Linked DNA regions of Homo sapiens: region 2 is linked to region 1. A link is an interaction called in ENCODE POLR2A ChIA-PET data of the cell type or tissue named here. Cell type or tissue: K562. All regions are shown on one strand. Each heading gives the region's core, and the rest is flanking DNA. Links, peaks and the distances in the headings are about the cores only.

Region 1 (8,054 bases), core at 1,373-6,372:
GTGGCAAAAGTCTGTCTCTACAAAAAATACAAAAATTAGGCAGGCGTGGTGTTACACGCCTGTAGTCCCAACTACTCGGGAGGCTGAGGTGGGAGGATTGCTTGAACCCAGGAGGCAGAGGCTGCAGTGAACCGAGATCATGTCACTGTACTCCAGTCTGGGCGACACAGCAAGACCCTGTCTCCAAAAAAAAAAAAAAAAAAAGTTGGGGGAAGCATTCCATGTGCAGATGGAGGGACTGGCCCGAGTCAAGGTGGGAGGCGTGCAAACGCAGGCTCTCACAGTGCGTGGCCAGCAGCGTGGGCCCCGGCACGGGGCATGGAGCAGAGTAGACAGTGCTGAGTCCTGCTCACTGTCCTGTCTGGGGAGTCATCACATCTACTGGAGGTGGCTCAGGGCAGGCTCCATCTCTTGCCCAGGGCAGCAGGGTGGGCCCTGTGGCTGTACTCTTTGTTGCTGCCCTAAAGTGCCAAGAGAACTTGTTTTGGAATCATAAATCCTGAGTTTGCAGCCTGTTGCTCTCAACTCTTCCCTGGTTGTGTGACCTCAGGCAAGTCACCCTTTCTGGTTTGTTTTCCCATCTGCAAAACAGGATGAGAGCCAGTAAGGCCCCTTCCCGCCCTCAAGTTCTATGTCTCTGGTGGCTTTAAAGGTGGAGTCGTTTCTGCTGCTCATCTGCAGTGCCGAGTGGCAGTGCCTCATCCCACTCTCAGTCCGTGACCTGGAGGGTGGGTTTATACCTTGGACCACAGTCAGAGGTGCCGGGTTCTCAGCGGCCCCCATCTTGGTCCAAGGCTGGGCCTCTCACCTGCCCCTCTCTCTCCCCTCAGTGGTGGCTGGACCTCGTGGAAGCCCCTCTGGCTGTGTGGCTATGGACTCACGCAGAGCACTGTCGGCATCATCGGGCTGGGGCGCATAGGTGAGGCTCCCACCGGCCCGCTTGCCCGCCCCGGCTCTCACAGCGTGGTTTGCATCCCTGGCACCACGTGTCTGAAGGCTGAGAAGACCCACATGCTGTCAGGGCACTTTGCTTGCAGTAGAGATATCTCTAATGAGGGATACAGCTTTGTAAAACACAGGCAAATACATAAATAAACCAAAGCAGGATTCCTTAAGAACTCACCAGGTGATAAAAGCAAGTTGCCTAAGGGTCAGGGGGCTTCATGATTCCGGCTCCATAAAGAACAGATGAAGACTACAAATGTGTTGGGGCCGTTAGGAGTGGTTACCGTGAGAGAGCCCATTCCCCCGACACCTACTCCGGCTTGCGTTCTGGAAGGTATGTGACTCACAAAGCCCTAACTCGGGCCGGAGGGCTCAGTGGGCAGAGTTGATCTGCAGTTCTGCAGATGAGGCAGAGACACTTTTCTTCCAGTGGCCCTTATTTGGAGAAGCCTGGCAGAAGGGCGTGAGCCTAGCCAAGCAGCTATCTATTGGTGGTTCTCTGTCATCCTGCCTGGTGCAGGGGTGCGGGTGAGGGTGGAGAGTGTGGAGAACCTGTCTAGCCAACGAACAGCCCTGCCTCTCACTAGAGAGTTGCTTGGAGGAACCCAACAGCTTTGGGGCACGTTCTGAGCCTGAAAATCCAACTGTACAAATCTGTCTCAGCAGCAGCTTACATGAAAATTGTAAGTTTGGGGTGAGCTGGCAGTTTGGCAGTGCCACCAAAAAGTCAAATGGGGTCTGAGACTGCATTCACAGAAGCAGAGGGTCCAGGACAAAGGAGGGGACTGCTTGACCAGGTGTCTCCCTTGTGAAAACCTCTCCAGTTCTCAGAGGTTAGGAAAAACCTGAGTGGCTTTCCAGATGGCTTGGACCATGTGAGGACAGCATCAGCCAGTCACAGCCTCAGGGGAGCTGAGGTGCTGTCTCCAGATCCCTGGGGCAGTGTGGGCTGGCTGGGGGCTAGTTACAGTGGGGCAGCCAGCCCCCCACCCGCTTTGGAGGAGACAGGAGCAGGCAACTCGGGCTGTGCTGATGAAAAGGGTCTGCCCTGAGGGCCGCTGTTCCAGAAATGCTGGGTGGTGTCCCTACCCTTTGCGGGACTGGGAACGAGACATGGACTCTCCTTGCTCTAGGCCAGGCCATTGCTCGGCGTCTGAAACCATTCGGTGTCCAGAGATTTCTGTACACAGGGCGCCAGCCCAGGCCTGAGGAAGCAGCAGAATTCCAGGCAGAGTTTGGTAAGTGAAGCCTTGATTTCCACAGGAGCCTATCTGTGCCCAGTTGAGAGGCTGTATTTTCTCTCAATGGTGGCATTTTCAGGCAGAGGGCAGGAGCTCCAGGCATGTCCAGGGGCTGCTGTCTGGTAGATGTTTAATCTACCTGCCCCTGGACACTGGCCCACTCAGGGAGCACAGGGACTTACCCAGGTCCTCTCCGAGCCAGCAGAGCAGTCCAGGGCTCCCGTCTTTCAGAGTCCTTTGTTACCATTCCCCATTGTGGGCGGAGCAGCGGGGATGGTGGTGGGTGTGAGGAAGGGCTGGGCACTTTCACTGTCTTTTCCTTCATAAACTGGCAAGCACTACCCTAGCCTTTGTGTGCGCCCCTTAGTCCAGGCGGATCCAGCACCTGGCGGGTCCACAGCCTGGTGAGCAGATGGCAGGCTGGATCTCAAGCATTCCCCACGCCCCTGGGCACTTTGGGCCCTGAAGGTAGTTAAAGCCAGAGTGGTCCAGATCCCACTGTGTGTGATTTGACTTTGTGCACTCATGAGAGTTGTCCAGGTAGAGACTCGGCCTTCAGGAAGCATCTTGGGAGTTTCTGTTAGGGAGTCGGGAGCAAGGGGCTGGTCTCCCGCCATCTGGTTGTCCCTAGCCTGGGACTCAGTGCCTGATGGAGTCCTGCCCTCCCTCAGTGTCTACCCCTGAGCTGGCTGCCCAATCTGATTTCATCGTCGTGGCCTGCTCCTTAACACCTGCAACCGAGGGACTCTGCAACAAGGACTTCTTCCAGAAGATGAAGGAAACAGCTGTGTTCATCAACATCAGCAGGTATCCTAGGGCCACCTTACCCAGCAAGCCTGGAGAGGAGCCATCCCCACTGCTGCCATCTGGAGATTTTCTTCCCCGTGGGTTGTTGGTGAGACCCCAGGCTGAGCTTGCTGGTTTCCATAAACCAAACAACCAACTCAGAAATTCGTGGGAATACACGAGACCTCCGTACAGGGAAGAAGAGCCGTCAGAGTGGGCCTGGCCTGTCTGCTTCTCAGCAGTGGCCCCCACCCGGCGGGGCCTGGCACACAGCAGCGTGGCTTCAGGGAGTGTTCCCAGGGAGCCTCTGCAGGCCCATTATCCTCCACCACAAAGGGCTGGACTTGAGGATCTGAAGGGCCCTCTGGAGGCCGCCTCCCACACTGCTGAGCCTGGCTTTGTCTGGCTGTGGTTCAGTGATACTTTGAACCTTATGCTCCTGGGCGGACAGACCCTAAAACTCACGTGGTCGTAGCTCCTCACACTGTCCCTAGGGGTGCCTTCAGGCCACTGGGCATGTATGGAGGTCAGACCTTCCTTCTCTGCCACTCCAAGCCCTTCCTAGCTGGTGCCCCTTGAGCCTGTTTACATCAGTTTAGGGGAAGGGGGATTGGGTGAGGTCATCCTGAGGACTCGTCCACCCCAAAGGTACCTGTAATTACCAACATTTAGCTACAAAACAGGTGACCTGGGAATGGAAGAGTGAAACATGCAGGACCACAGGGCTCGCACTGCTGGCTGGCAGCAGTCACAGCTGCCGTGTACTGGGTGCCTGCATGTACCCAGGACAGCCCAGGACCGTGTATTACTCATTAGTGCACAAGTATTACTTAGTGCACAATATACAGTCTCTAGAAGATGACTTCTTGCCTTCAGTCGCCGCTCCCTTTGATGGCTGTGGTTAGGGGTGTGCTCGTTCCTCTGCCCTGGTTTAGACAGGTACCTGATAGCACACTGTGGTGCTTCTCAGTGGGGGTCTGGGGGTCAACCAGATCAGAAACACTTGGATGGGGCCTAACACAGATGCCCTTCTGGGCCCTGTTCATGCAGTAGAGCATGTAAGAAAGCTTTAATCCTCCCAACATGCCTGGGAGTTAGGTGGTATTCTCCTTATCTCACAGAGTAGATAATTTGAGACACAGATAATTCGAGGCACAGAGAATTTGAGACACTTGCCCAAGGTCACACAGCTAGAAGGAGGCAGGGCTGGAGTTCTCTGAGTATATAAGACTTACAGACATACTGTAAGTATACCTAAGACTTACTGCTTTAAAAGTCAGTGCCAAGTGAGTGGAAAAATTCATTCTGTAGGTTGTTCTGCCTCAAAGGTGGCCTGGGCGGAGGGATCTTCGGGGTACCCATGTCACCACTGTCATTCCCAGGGGCGACGTCGTAAACCAGGACGACCTGTACCAGGCCTTGGCCAGTGGTAAGATTGCAGCTGCTGGACTGGATGTGACGAGCCCAGAACCACTGCCTACAAACCACCCTCTCCTGACCCTGAAGAACTGTGGTAAGAACTGCACTTTCTGATGCAAACTCCCTGCTGCCCTGCAGGACCAGTGTTTTTGAGGGGGTCCCAAGGGGCCGGGTGTGGAGCTAGTGTGAGCAGGTGTTGAACCCAAAGGGACACACCAGGGATCGTAAATGTTTATGTTGTCAGTGACATGGGTGTATGACAGGAGCAGTCCTCTTGCGCATGCTCTGCTGGGTCTCTGTCCCTAAAGGAACAGAATGTAGGTGTGAGTGGATTTGTTTAAAAAAAAAGAGTGGGCCAGGCGTGGTGGCTCATGCCTGTAATCCCAGCACTTTGGGAGGCTGAGGTGGGTGGATCACGAGGTCAGGGGTTCGAGACCAACCTGGCCGATATGGTGAAACCCCATCTCTACTAAAAATACAAAAATTAGCCAGGTATGGTGGTGCATGCCTATAGTCCCAGCTGTTTGGGAGGCTGAGGCAGAAGAATCGCTTGAACCCAGGAGGCACAGGTTGCAGTAGGCCGAGATTGTGCCACTGCACTCCAGCCTGGGTGGCAGAGTGAGACTCCATCTCCAAAACAACAACAACAACAAAGTGGGCTGACTACATGTCTCCATGTGTTACACCACAGTGACTCGTGTAAAACCTGTTACTATAAATTGCTATTACCAGTTTAGCTGTGAAAAATTAAAAGTGTAATGACAATGCCAATATAACTCGTGCCAGTTTTTCAAGCTGTTGTTTCACAACAAAGCCCCCTTCTCTCTTCTGCTTTGTGGGGCTGGGGCCAGGCCTCTGCACACCCCATTTCTGCTGTGCCAGCTGCACTGGCAGGCCTTGTCAGCGTGGGTGTGGAAGGGCCTGCTCCCTCCTGCCCTCCCTTCCTGTCTTTGGGGGAGTGGCAGCAGCACTTCTTCATCTAGCAGCACCAGTTCCTTCCCATAGTGGCTGGGGAATCCAGTTTGCAGTTTTTCCAACACTTGGTGAACCAGCCCCATTGAGCCCTGCTCAGAGACAAGAGCAACAGCCAGTCAGTGCCCGTGCCACCGAAGTCTGAGTTGCAGCACCAGAAGTGCCTCTGGCAGTTGCTACCTCTGTGCTACCACAGTGCAGTGGTTCTCACATTTTTTTTTTTTTTTTTTTTTTTGAGACAGAGTCTCGCTCTGTCGCCCAGGCTGGAGTGCAGTGGTGCAATCTGAACTCACTGCAACCCCTGCCTCCTGGGTTCAAGCGATTCTCCTGCCTCAGCTTCCCGAGTAGCTGGGATTACAGGCGTGTACCACCAGGCCCAGCCAATTTTTGTATTTTTAGTAGAGATGGGGTTTGTCCATGTTGGCCAGGCTGGTCTCGAATTCCTGACCTCAGATGGTCCACCTGCCTCTGCCTCCCAAAGTGCTGGGATTACAGGCATGAGTGTCCGGCCAATTCTCATACTTTTGAGTTCGTCAGAATCACCTGGAGGAGTGACTGATCAAACACAGGTTGCTAGCCCCATCCCGAGAGTTTCTATTTCAGCAGGTCTGGGGTGGGGTCTGACAGAGTGTGCTCCTCACGGCTCCCAGATGCCACTGATGCTGCTGGTCCAGGGACCACACTTTGTGGTTTGGGTTTTTGTTACCTGCTCAGTGAGTTAACAACTTGATGCGTAGTTAATGATTCTTTATATTAAGATCTGTTCAGGTAGCTGGTGGAGTTTATGCCTCCAGACTAAGAGTGATCAGGGCCTTAGGTTGTCCGGGCCAGTCTCTGCCCTTAATTTGGATTCTGGAATGGAAACCTAAACAAAAGGTCTTCAGCTGCCTTCCCCAGTGAATGCTCCCATTATTGCAGCCCTTGGAAACTCTCCCGTCCCTCCCCCACCCCAGCCTGCAAGGAGCACTGGGTGTGATGTCAGGGCTGTCGCCCACAGCCAGGAAAACTGCCCTCCCACCCCCACCCTAGGTCCTGGAATTCAGCTCACGGCCTGGGGACTGCTTCAAAAGGCAGGTCTTGGTCTGAGGAGAGGGCAGTCAGGGCATGAAGCTGCAGCCGCCACCGCTGCTTCTACAAAATCTAAGCACTGGGCTGCAGCCATGTCCTACTGCCAGCAGGAAGGGAAGGATGCAATCATTTGTGATGTAAAAAGACCATGCAGCTCCAAGCAACACAGCTGATGACCCCAGTGATCCCTATGGGGGGAGCACGGATTGAGGCTGCCAAATGGAGACATTAACTGGAACTGCCTGTGCCTTGGGGGAAGGGCCAGCGGCCCCTGTGGGGAACAATTCAAGCTGGACTTTTCCTGCTTCCACTATAGTATGGAGAATGTCAAGGGGTCAGACTGTGTAGACCAATTGGGGCCATGCAGGAATGCATGCAGAAATACCCAGATCTTTGTCCCCAAGAAGGTGAGGCAGAGGTAGAGGAAAAGCCCGCAGAACATGTAGAAGTAGCAGCTCCCACTGAGGCCACTGCAACCAAAGAGGAGGAGGGGTCAAGTTAATGAAGGCCATAGGACTCCAGTCCTTCCACCCCTTCAGAGTGACACGGACCTTTTGCAAAATGCCATTTAGTCACCCTCCAACAAAGTGTCTTTCCCTCTGTTGTCCTGTAAACTGTAATGTACGAAATAACATATTTTGATGATCGGGGTCTTGGCCTCTTGACATATACGCTAAAAAAATGGGGGTTGTTTTATATGTGTCCTGTGTAAACCTGTCGGCAAATATAGCCACCACTTTTGAATTCTCCTAGATGGCCCTGAATTTTGCCACTTTGAAATAATGTGCTACTCAATCTCAGCAACCAAAAACCATTATCCAGGAATGTTTCTTGTGAGTGAGCGGATTTATTCTGATTCATTATATGTCTGAAACGTTGGGGTGGGGCTGATTAGGGTGGCTCACGCCTATAATCCCAGCACTTTAGGAGGCCAAGGCGGGAGGATCACCTAAGACCAAGAGTTCGAATCTAGCCTGGGCAACATAGTGAAACCCCATCCCTATAAAAAATAAAAAATTAGCCATGTGTAATGGTATGTACCTCTAGTCCTAGCTGCTCAGGAGGCTGAAGTGGGAGGATCACTTGAGCCTAGGAGGTTGAGGCTGTAGTAAGCTGACTATGCCATGGCACTCCAGCCTGGGCAACAAAGCAAGACCCTGTCTCAAAAACTCTTCTCTACTAGAAGAGGCCAAATAGTCAGATGCAAATTTCTCCAAACCTATCCTGACCTTGAGTATGTAAAGGGGTACTATACTTCATTCCTGACATATTTTGGTTTCCATGTTGGCATTCAGCTCCGGGTTTTCTATTTGGATGGTGAAAATTTGGACCCTGCCATTCACAGTCCCTTCCTAAGTGTAGGGAAAGGCTGGTTTTTGCTGTTCATTGTTATTCTGAAAGCTCTGGTTTGGGGTCCATGTTCATGCTGGCTCTCAGTTTGATCAGATGCAATGTTCTTGAGAGGAGGGGACCTAATTGTTACCAGAGAGGAGAAGAAACTCTGTGAATTAAGTACTGAATTATGGCTGGGCGCAGTGGCTCACACCTGTAATCGCAGCCCTTTGGGAGGCTAAGACAGGAGAATCACTTGAGGCCAGGAGTTCAAGACCAGCCTGGGCAACA
Region 2 (8,054 bases), core at 1,312-6,311, 340 kb after region 1:
GTTCCCCTTCCCGTGTCCATGTGTTCTCATTGTTCAATTCCCACCTATGAGTGAGAACATACGGTGTTTGGTTTTTTGTCCTTGTGATAGTTTGCTGAGAATGATAGTTTCCAGCTTCATCCATGTCCCTACAAAGGACATGAACTCATCATTTTTTATGGCTGCATACTATTCCATGGTATATATGTGCCACATTTTCTTAATCCAATCTATCGTTGGTTGGTTCCATGTCTTTGCTATTGTGAATAGTGCCGGAATAAACATACGTGTGCATGTGTCTTTATAGAAGCATGATTTATAATCCTTTGGGTATATACCCAGTAATGGGATGGCTGGGTCAAATGGTATTTCTGGTTCTAGATCCCTGAGGAATCGCCACACCGACTTCCACAATGGTTGAACTAGTTTCCAGTCCCACCAACAGTGTAAAAGTGTTCCTATTTCTCCACATCCTCTCCAGCACCTGTTGTTTCCTGACTTTTTAATGATTGCCATTCTAACTGGTGTGAGGTGGTATCTCATTGTGGTTTTGATTTGCATTTCTCTGATGGCTAGTGATGATGAGCATTTTTTCATGTGTTTTTTGGCTGCATAAATGTCGTCTTTTGAGAAGTGTCTGTTCATATCCTTTGCCCACTTTTTGATGGGTTTTTTTTTTTTTGTAAATTTGAGTTCATTGTAGATTCTGGATATTAGCCCTTTGTCAGATGAGTAGATTGCAAAAATTTCCTCCCATTCTGTAGGTTGCCTGTTCACTCTGATGGTGGTTTCTTTTGCTGTGCAGAAGCTCTTTAGTTGAATTAGATCCCATTTGTCAATTTTGGCTTTTGTTGCCGTTGCTTTTGGTGTTTTAGACATGAAGTCCTTGCCCATGCCTATGTCCTGAATGGTATTGCCTAGGTTTTCTTCTAGGGTTTTTATGGTTTTAGGTCTAACATTTAAGTCTTTAATCCATCTTGAATTAATTTTTGTATAAGGTGTAAGGAAGGGATCCAGTTTCAGCTTTCTACATATGGCTAGCCAGTTTTCCCAGCACCATTTATTAAATAGGGTATCCTTTCCCCATTGCTTGTTTTTCTCAGGTTTGTCAAAGATTAGATAGTTGTAGATATATGTGGCATTATTTCTGAGGGCTCTGTTCTGTTCCATTGGTCTATATCTGTTTTGGTACCAGTACCATGCTGTTTTGGTTACTGTAGCCTTGTAGTATAGTTTGAAGTCAGGTAGCATGATGCCTCCAGCTTTGTTCTTTTGGCTTAGGATTGACTTGGCAATGCAGGCTCTTCTTTGGTTCCATATGAACTTTAAAGTAGTTTTTTCCAAGTCTGTGAAGAAAGTCATTGGTAGCCTGATGGGGATGGCATTGAATCTATAAATTACCTTGGGCAGTATGGCCATTTTAATGATATTGATTTTCCTACCCATGAGCATGGAATGTTCTTCCATTTGTTTGTATCCTCTTTTATTTCATTGAGCAGTGGTTTGTAGCTCTCCTTGAAGAGGTCCTTCACATCCCTTGTAAGCTGGGTTCCTAGGTATTTTATTCTCTTTGAAGCAACTGTGAATCAGAGTTCACTCATGATTTGGCTGTTTGTCTGTTATTGGTGTATAAGAATGCTTGTGATTTTTGCACATTGATTTTGTATAAAAAGGATTTTTAAAGCTAGGAGACCTTATCTACGGGAGCAGAGTTGGGAGGGGAGCTTACTATTAGGCTATTTGAAGTATTCCCAGTTTTGACAGATGTCAAGGCAGTGCATAATACTGGGCCTTAATTTTAGGCCTTACATCACAGTATGTAAATTGTAAACTCTCTTTTTAGACATCTGTTTTATGTGCTAGTGTTTGCATATTTTTCAGATAAGTTAGGAAAACTGCAGATCTGAGGTTCCTACCTGAAACTTCTAACTCTAGTCCTCTGAAAATGTTAACCAAGAATTCCCTACTATTAGGCTGGGCACAGTGGCTCCTGCATATAATCCCAGCATCTTGGGAGGCCGAGGCAAGAGGATCACTTGAGGCCAGGAGTTCAAGACTAGCCTAGGCAATATAGGAAGACCCTGCCTCTAAAAAATTAAAAATTAGCCAGGTATGGTGGCCTGTACCTGTAGTCCCAGCTACTCAGGAGGCTGAGGTAGGAGGATCACTTGAGCCCAGGAATTTGAGGCTGTAGTGAGCTATGATTGTACCACTGCACTCCAGCCTGGGTAACACAGCCAGACCCTGTCTCCAAAAAAAAAAAAAAAAAAAAAATCCATATTGTTAAATTAAGATAGCAGATTAAATCAAACCCAGAGTCTTTTTCTCCTACCCAACAAATCAAGCCAAATTGTGAAATTGCTTTTATATAAGAGCATTGTCTGTGATTCAGGGTAAAAAGTTAAAACTTCCAACCCTATTGCATCTCCTGAAGTTAGGAAGAAGGTACCAAATTTATATGATGTTCTGTAAAAACATTTATGTATATTAATGAAACCTCTTTAATAACTTAAATAGTATTACATAAGATTTTAGATAAAAGCTAAAATAAGAATTTCATATATTAAACATTTAACAGCAGGGCCAGCAGGAGGGCGAATTCCGTTTTCCACTACCTCACTGTTTCTGGACTTGTATCATTATCTTTTGTCTGTAAGGTGTGATGCCATAAGGTATAATACACGCACACATGTACTCCTAGTACATGGGGTTTTCTGGAGTAGCGTTCAGTGAACTTATTGTAGCCATTTCTTGATAGCTAATTTAGAGTGAGTTGGCATGTTTTTGCCCTGAGTTGTTCTTATTTCTTTGAAGGAATTAAGTAGACTGGCTGGACAGATTCGAAGGTTGTATGGTTCAAACAAAAAAGCTGACAGGCCATTTTGGATCTGCCTCACTGGATTCACAACAGACAGTCCCCTTTATGAAGAGTGTGTGAGGATGAATGATGGATTTTCTAGTTACCTGGTAAGTCTCTTTTTGCATATTATTTGAATTGTCATCTGAAAAGTTATTGTGGTTAATAGTATTTTTTTTTTACTTTTTCATATATGTTACATTTTCAGTATTGAAGTCTAAAAAAATTCAGAACCTCTCATAAGTTCTTAAATTTAAAATTTTTTCTCATCCTCCTACTGCATTGGCAAAGTACTGTTACCAGTGTCTAGGACTGTATTTTGTATCCCGTATATTTATGCTAGACTGTATACTCCAGGAATATTTTTGGGAAATGCCATGACTCCTTTCTTGTTCTCATTAATGGTGAATTGGGAAACATGAGTTTTGGGGGAAGAGAAGGAATCCCTTTATGAAGTAATGCAAATTTAAGATAAGTTTTAGGGAGTACTAAGGTACTTTTCACCTCTCTCTAGGATCTCATACATTTAGTGATACATATACATGCAAGAATCCAAATGAGTTTCTCAAATGTCACTGAAAATGCCCAGTGTGTTTGCATTGTGTAGCTGAGACTGAGCAGTTGTGACCTTCCCCAGGAAGGTCCATGGAAGTGATGAATGTGAAGGGTGCATTGCGCGGGGCTGCACAGCCAGCTGTTTTGCTGTTACTGTCTTCACAGTCTCTCTTGTAGTGCAGCTAGTTCCAGTTTTCTTCTATGTAGTTGTTTTAATGATTCTTTTACATAAGCCAAACAGTCCTTTTTACAGGTCCACATAGTTCCCTTACTTTCCTGTCTTCGTGCCTTTCTTAGTCCCTCAGCTTTGAGTTCTTCTCCTTTTGTGTATGTCAATATTAATCTATTTTGAGGCTGGGCACGGTGGCTTATTCCTGTAATCCTTGCACTTTGGGAGGCCGAGGCAGGTGGATTGTTTGAGCTCAGGAGCTCGAGACTAGCCTTGGCAATATGGTGAAACCCCGTCCCTACTAAAAATACGAACATTAGCTCGGTGCAGTGGTGCGCGCCTGTAGTCCCAGCTACTCAGGAGGCTGAGGCAGGAGGATCACTTGAGCTTGAGAGGCAGAGGTTGCCGTGAGCTTAGATTATGCCACGGCACTCCAGCCTGGGTGACAGAGCCAGACCCTGTCTTTAAAAAAAAAAAAAAAAAAAAAAAAAAAAAAAAATCTCCTTTCAGAAACCCAGTTCCAGCATTTCCTTCCCCAGGTCATCCCAATGTTACTCCCTCATCTGTAGTCCTGGAGCATGCTCCCCGTACCTCTGTCAGAACCCCATATCGCTGTCTCATTTCATAGGTTTGAACGTCTGTGTCTACTTTCCCTCCTAACTAGGTACTTTCTGAGAAGCTGTCAAGCTGTCACATGTGCAGTTCCTTGATAAACCTAGAGCCATGCCTGATAGAAACTTGAAGCCCAGTAACTAGTCGTTGAATTTTGAGCGGGGTTTTTTTTTTTTTTTTAAAGACAGGCTGAAGTGCAGTGGCATGATCTTGGCTCTCTGCAACCTCTGCCTCCTGGGCTCAAGCCATCCTGCCACCTCACTCCTAAGTATTATAGCTGGGACTACAGGCACATGCCACCATGCCTGGCTAATTTTTTTGTATTTTTAGTAGAGACTGGGTTTCACCATGTTGCCCAGTCTGGTCTCGAACTTTGGAGCTCAAGTGATCCTTCCACCTTAGCCTCCCAAAGTTCTGGGATTACAGACGTGAGCCACCCCACCCAGCCGTGAGCTGTTTTAACATCAGACTGTTTGCATTTTCCAGTTAGACATAACAGAAGAAGACTGCTTTAGTTTATTTCCCTTGGAAACCCTTGTGTACCTGACTCCTGACTCAGAACACGGTATGTAGTTGAATGCATGGATTCGTATAGCCCATTGTTCCTGTGTTTCATTATTCCCTGTGGCAGAATTTATTAAAGCCCCTCAAGAAGGACACCCCTCCCCACCCCCACAAAAAGTAATGCACATGAGCAGTGCTCCTCTTACAGGCAGGGGCCTCACTGGATGCTTCGATGTGTCTTACCATGGCTCACAGCTGCAGACTTAGGGTTTCCATCCTTATCTGGGCCTTGTGTAGTGCCTGCCAGTCTTTCCCAGTGTCCTTGGTCTGCTACCCCACTAGCCCTTCTTGGATCAATGTTAGATCTATTTTTTCCTAGAAAATCATTCATTTCACATAATTTTAAAATGTATTGGTATTCAGTTGATCATAGTATTCTCATCTAATTATTTCACATTCTTCTGCAGTTTTGTTTCCTTTCTGAATCTAATGTTGATTTGGGTCTGCTACCCTTTTTCGTGATTAGCTATGCCAACAGTTTGTCTGTTTTATTGGCCATTTTAGAAAATTAGCTTTTGGTTTTATTGAGCAAGTTTCTTTTTGTTTTCTACTGAATTTCTACTTTTATTGTTAATAATTCTTTCATTTTGCTTTCTCTGGATTTAGAAATTATAAAACAGATTTGATCTCATTGGCCTTCATTTTTTCATTAGCTCTTGAAGATGTTGATCTAAACAAAGTTTACATCCTCGGTGGGCTTGTGGATGAAAGCATTCAGAAGGTAAGTATACATTTCAGCCCCAACATCTGTTTTAAAAAGCAGTGCTTACTTTTAGAGGCATGTGCCCTGTTATAGTCTCCTCTAGAGGGTCTAAGAACTCAGAGGGAACAGGAAGAAAGAGCCATCCCCACCAGGTTGGCCCTCTGGCTGGTGAAGTTCCCTCTCTCCTCATGAGCAATGTCAGCGAAATCAAGAGTCGGGAACTGGACTGGGCACTGTTTGGTAATTACATAGCCATTGTTGAGTTTCTCTCTTCAGTTCTGCAAGGATAACTCTGATATTGACCAAGTAAGCATCAACTCAACATTCTTACTAGCTGTTCTTTGAGGGAGTAGTTTGCTCCTTCTAAGGTTGATCTCTCTGCTGAAATAGTCTTAGCCCAAAACCTCAAACTCCTAGGATTATCCAGATTTTTTTTGTTGGAGTTTTAGAGGAATAATTGGGGTGTCACTGGAATTTTGAAATGTTTGTTATATAGCTGTTTAAGATAATTGTTTATATTTACTAACATATTACATAGATAATAAGTTTAATAAAAGTTAAAGACTAACATATAAATATAAAAGAGTAGAATGAAAGTCTTTCCTACCTTTGTCTCCCAATTCCCCTCCCCTGAGGCAACCGATGTCAAGTTTTCTTGTGTATCCTTCTTTGAGACATTATATGATCACAAAGTATGTGTTTGTGGGTATATTTTACATATAGGTAGAGGTAGATGTGTTCTATCTATGTTCCTGTATGTATGAGATGTATGTATATTTAACACAGATGATAGGTTAATTTAATTGAATTTATTTAAAAAATATTAGTGTTCCATGACTCCATAGTGATCATCTAAAATACGAGCAGGGGCTACTTACAGAAGAATGCAGCTAATAAGGAATGCATAATAGAATTAGAAAATCATCATTTTGTCACTCCTAATACAATTGTTGACTCAGTTGAAAGAAAGGTTGTGGAGGAACCGGCTATTTACATGGTCTCAAAGTATCACCCTACAGATAACAAAGGCAAAGATTTAACATTACAGTAAAGCATTCTGGTGGTCACCATCTTATCCAAACTTGATCAAACTTAGTATCACCCATACAGGTACAATCTCTGCCTCCTGAGGTGTAGTATTCTTGACAGAAAATGTTTTTTTTTTTTCTTTTGAAGCAGGGCCTTGCTCTGTTGCTGCAACCTCGATCTCCTGGGCTCAAGCAATCCTCCCACCACCTCAGCCTTCTGAGTAGCTAGGACTACAGGCCCATGCCACCACACCTAGCTAGTTTTTAATTTAATTTTTTTGAGACATGGTCTCACTCTGTTGCCCAGGCTGGAGTGCAGTGGTGCGATCATGGCTCACTGCAGCCGCAATCTCATGGGCTCATTTGAACCGCCCGCCTCAGCCTCCTGGGTAGCTGAGACTACAAGTGTGTGCCACCATGCACAGCTAATTTTTATATTTTTTTGTAGAGACAGGTTCTCACCATGTTTTCCAGGCTGGTCTTGAACTCCTGGACTCAAGCAATCTACTCACCTCAGCCTCCCAAAGTGCTGGGATTACAGGCATTGAGTCACTGTGCCTGGCCTAGTTCTTAAATTTTTTTTTTAGAGACAGGGTCTCACTTTGTTGCCCAGACTAGTCTCAAACTTCTGGACTCGAGCAATCCTCCTGCCTCAGCCTCCCAAATTGCTGGGATTACGGGTGTGAGCCACCGTGCCCAGCCTCGTGTTTAAAATTTTTTGTAGAGACAGGGTCTCACTGTGTCCAGCCTTGAATTCTTGGACTCAAGCAATCCTCCTACCTCAGCATCCCAGAGTGCTGGGATTATAGGCATGAGTCCTCATCTGGCCCAGAAAATGTTTAAGCTGAATTTAATTGTGAGGAAACAGACAAATCAGAATGTGGGACATTCTGCAAAACAACTGGACTGGACTTAACCGAGGCAGGAGGCTGTTACAGATTAAAAGAGGTTCGTCCAGGCACAGTGGCTCATGTCTGTAATCCCAGCACTTAGGGAGGCCCAAGGCAGGAGGATCACTTGAGGCCAGGAGTTTGAGACCAGCCTGGGCAACACATTGAGAACCTATCTCTACAAAACAATTTGGAAAAGAAGAAAAGGTTAAAAAACCGTAATAGCCAAATGCAGTATGTGAGCCTTGTTTGAATTCTGTATTGAGAGGAAAGCTTTATAAAAAACAGTTTGGGGAAAGTTTAGGAAATTTTAATGTAGATTGTGTATTAAGTGAAATTACAGATTTAAAAGTTTTCTTTGAAGTGAAAATGGTATTGTGGTAAGGTAGAATGTCATTGTTCTTAGATGCATGCTTAAGTATTTAGTGAAGAAGTATTGTGATGTCTGTAGCTTACTTTGAAATGGTTTGGCAAATTATTTTTTATTGAGACAAGGTCTTGTTCTGTCATCCAGGCTGAGTGAGGTGGTGCGATCATAGCTCGCTGCAACCTTGAACTTCTGGTCTCAAGCAATCCTTGCGCCTCAGCCTCCTGAGTACGTAGGACTATAGGCACATGCTACCATGGCCAGCTAATTTTTTTTTTTTTTTTCTGTATTTTTGTTAGAGACGAAGTCTCTTGATGTTGCTCAGGCTGG

Evidence for each region. Peaks named below come from ENCODE experiments on the same cell type or tissue, not always from the same donor. Only the 100,000 strongest peaks of a DNase experiment are listed, where the experiment ranks them.
Region 2: POLR2A ChIA-PET joins it to region 1 with 7 read pairs; 1 of 35 experiments calls an interaction of 5 or more read pairs at or near these places.

The regions. Positions count from the first base shown.
Region 1 is chr9:37,427,654-37,435,707 of GRCh38, forward strand. GRHPR (glyoxylate and hydroxypyruvate reductase) reads left to right here. Exons shown (of 9, transcript NM_012203.2): 5 at 831-919; 6 at 2,079-2,183; 7 at 2,858-2,993; 8 at 4,355-4,485. It also overlaps the pseudogene CHCHD4P3. Among named protein-coding and RNA genes, the nearest start is that of GRHPR, 9.0 kb to the left of the region's middle. RefSeq lists enhancers at 388-888, 889-1,389, 6,749-7,387. In K562, for the core only: a CTCF peak has its summit at 3,349 (motif pointing left); a DNase peak (open chromatin) is centred at 3,319.
Region 2 is chr9:37,765,283-37,773,336 of GRCh38, forward strand. TRMT10B (tRNA methyltransferase 10B) reads left to right here. Exons shown (of 9, transcript NM_144964.4): 5 at 2,794-2,946; 6 at 4,659-4,737; 7 at 5,390-5,457. Among named protein-coding and RNA genes, the nearest start is that of TRMT10B, 16 kb to the left of the region's middle. In K562, for the core only: no CTCF peak of the experiment used is centred there; DNase peaks (open chromatin) are centred at 4,229 and 4,909.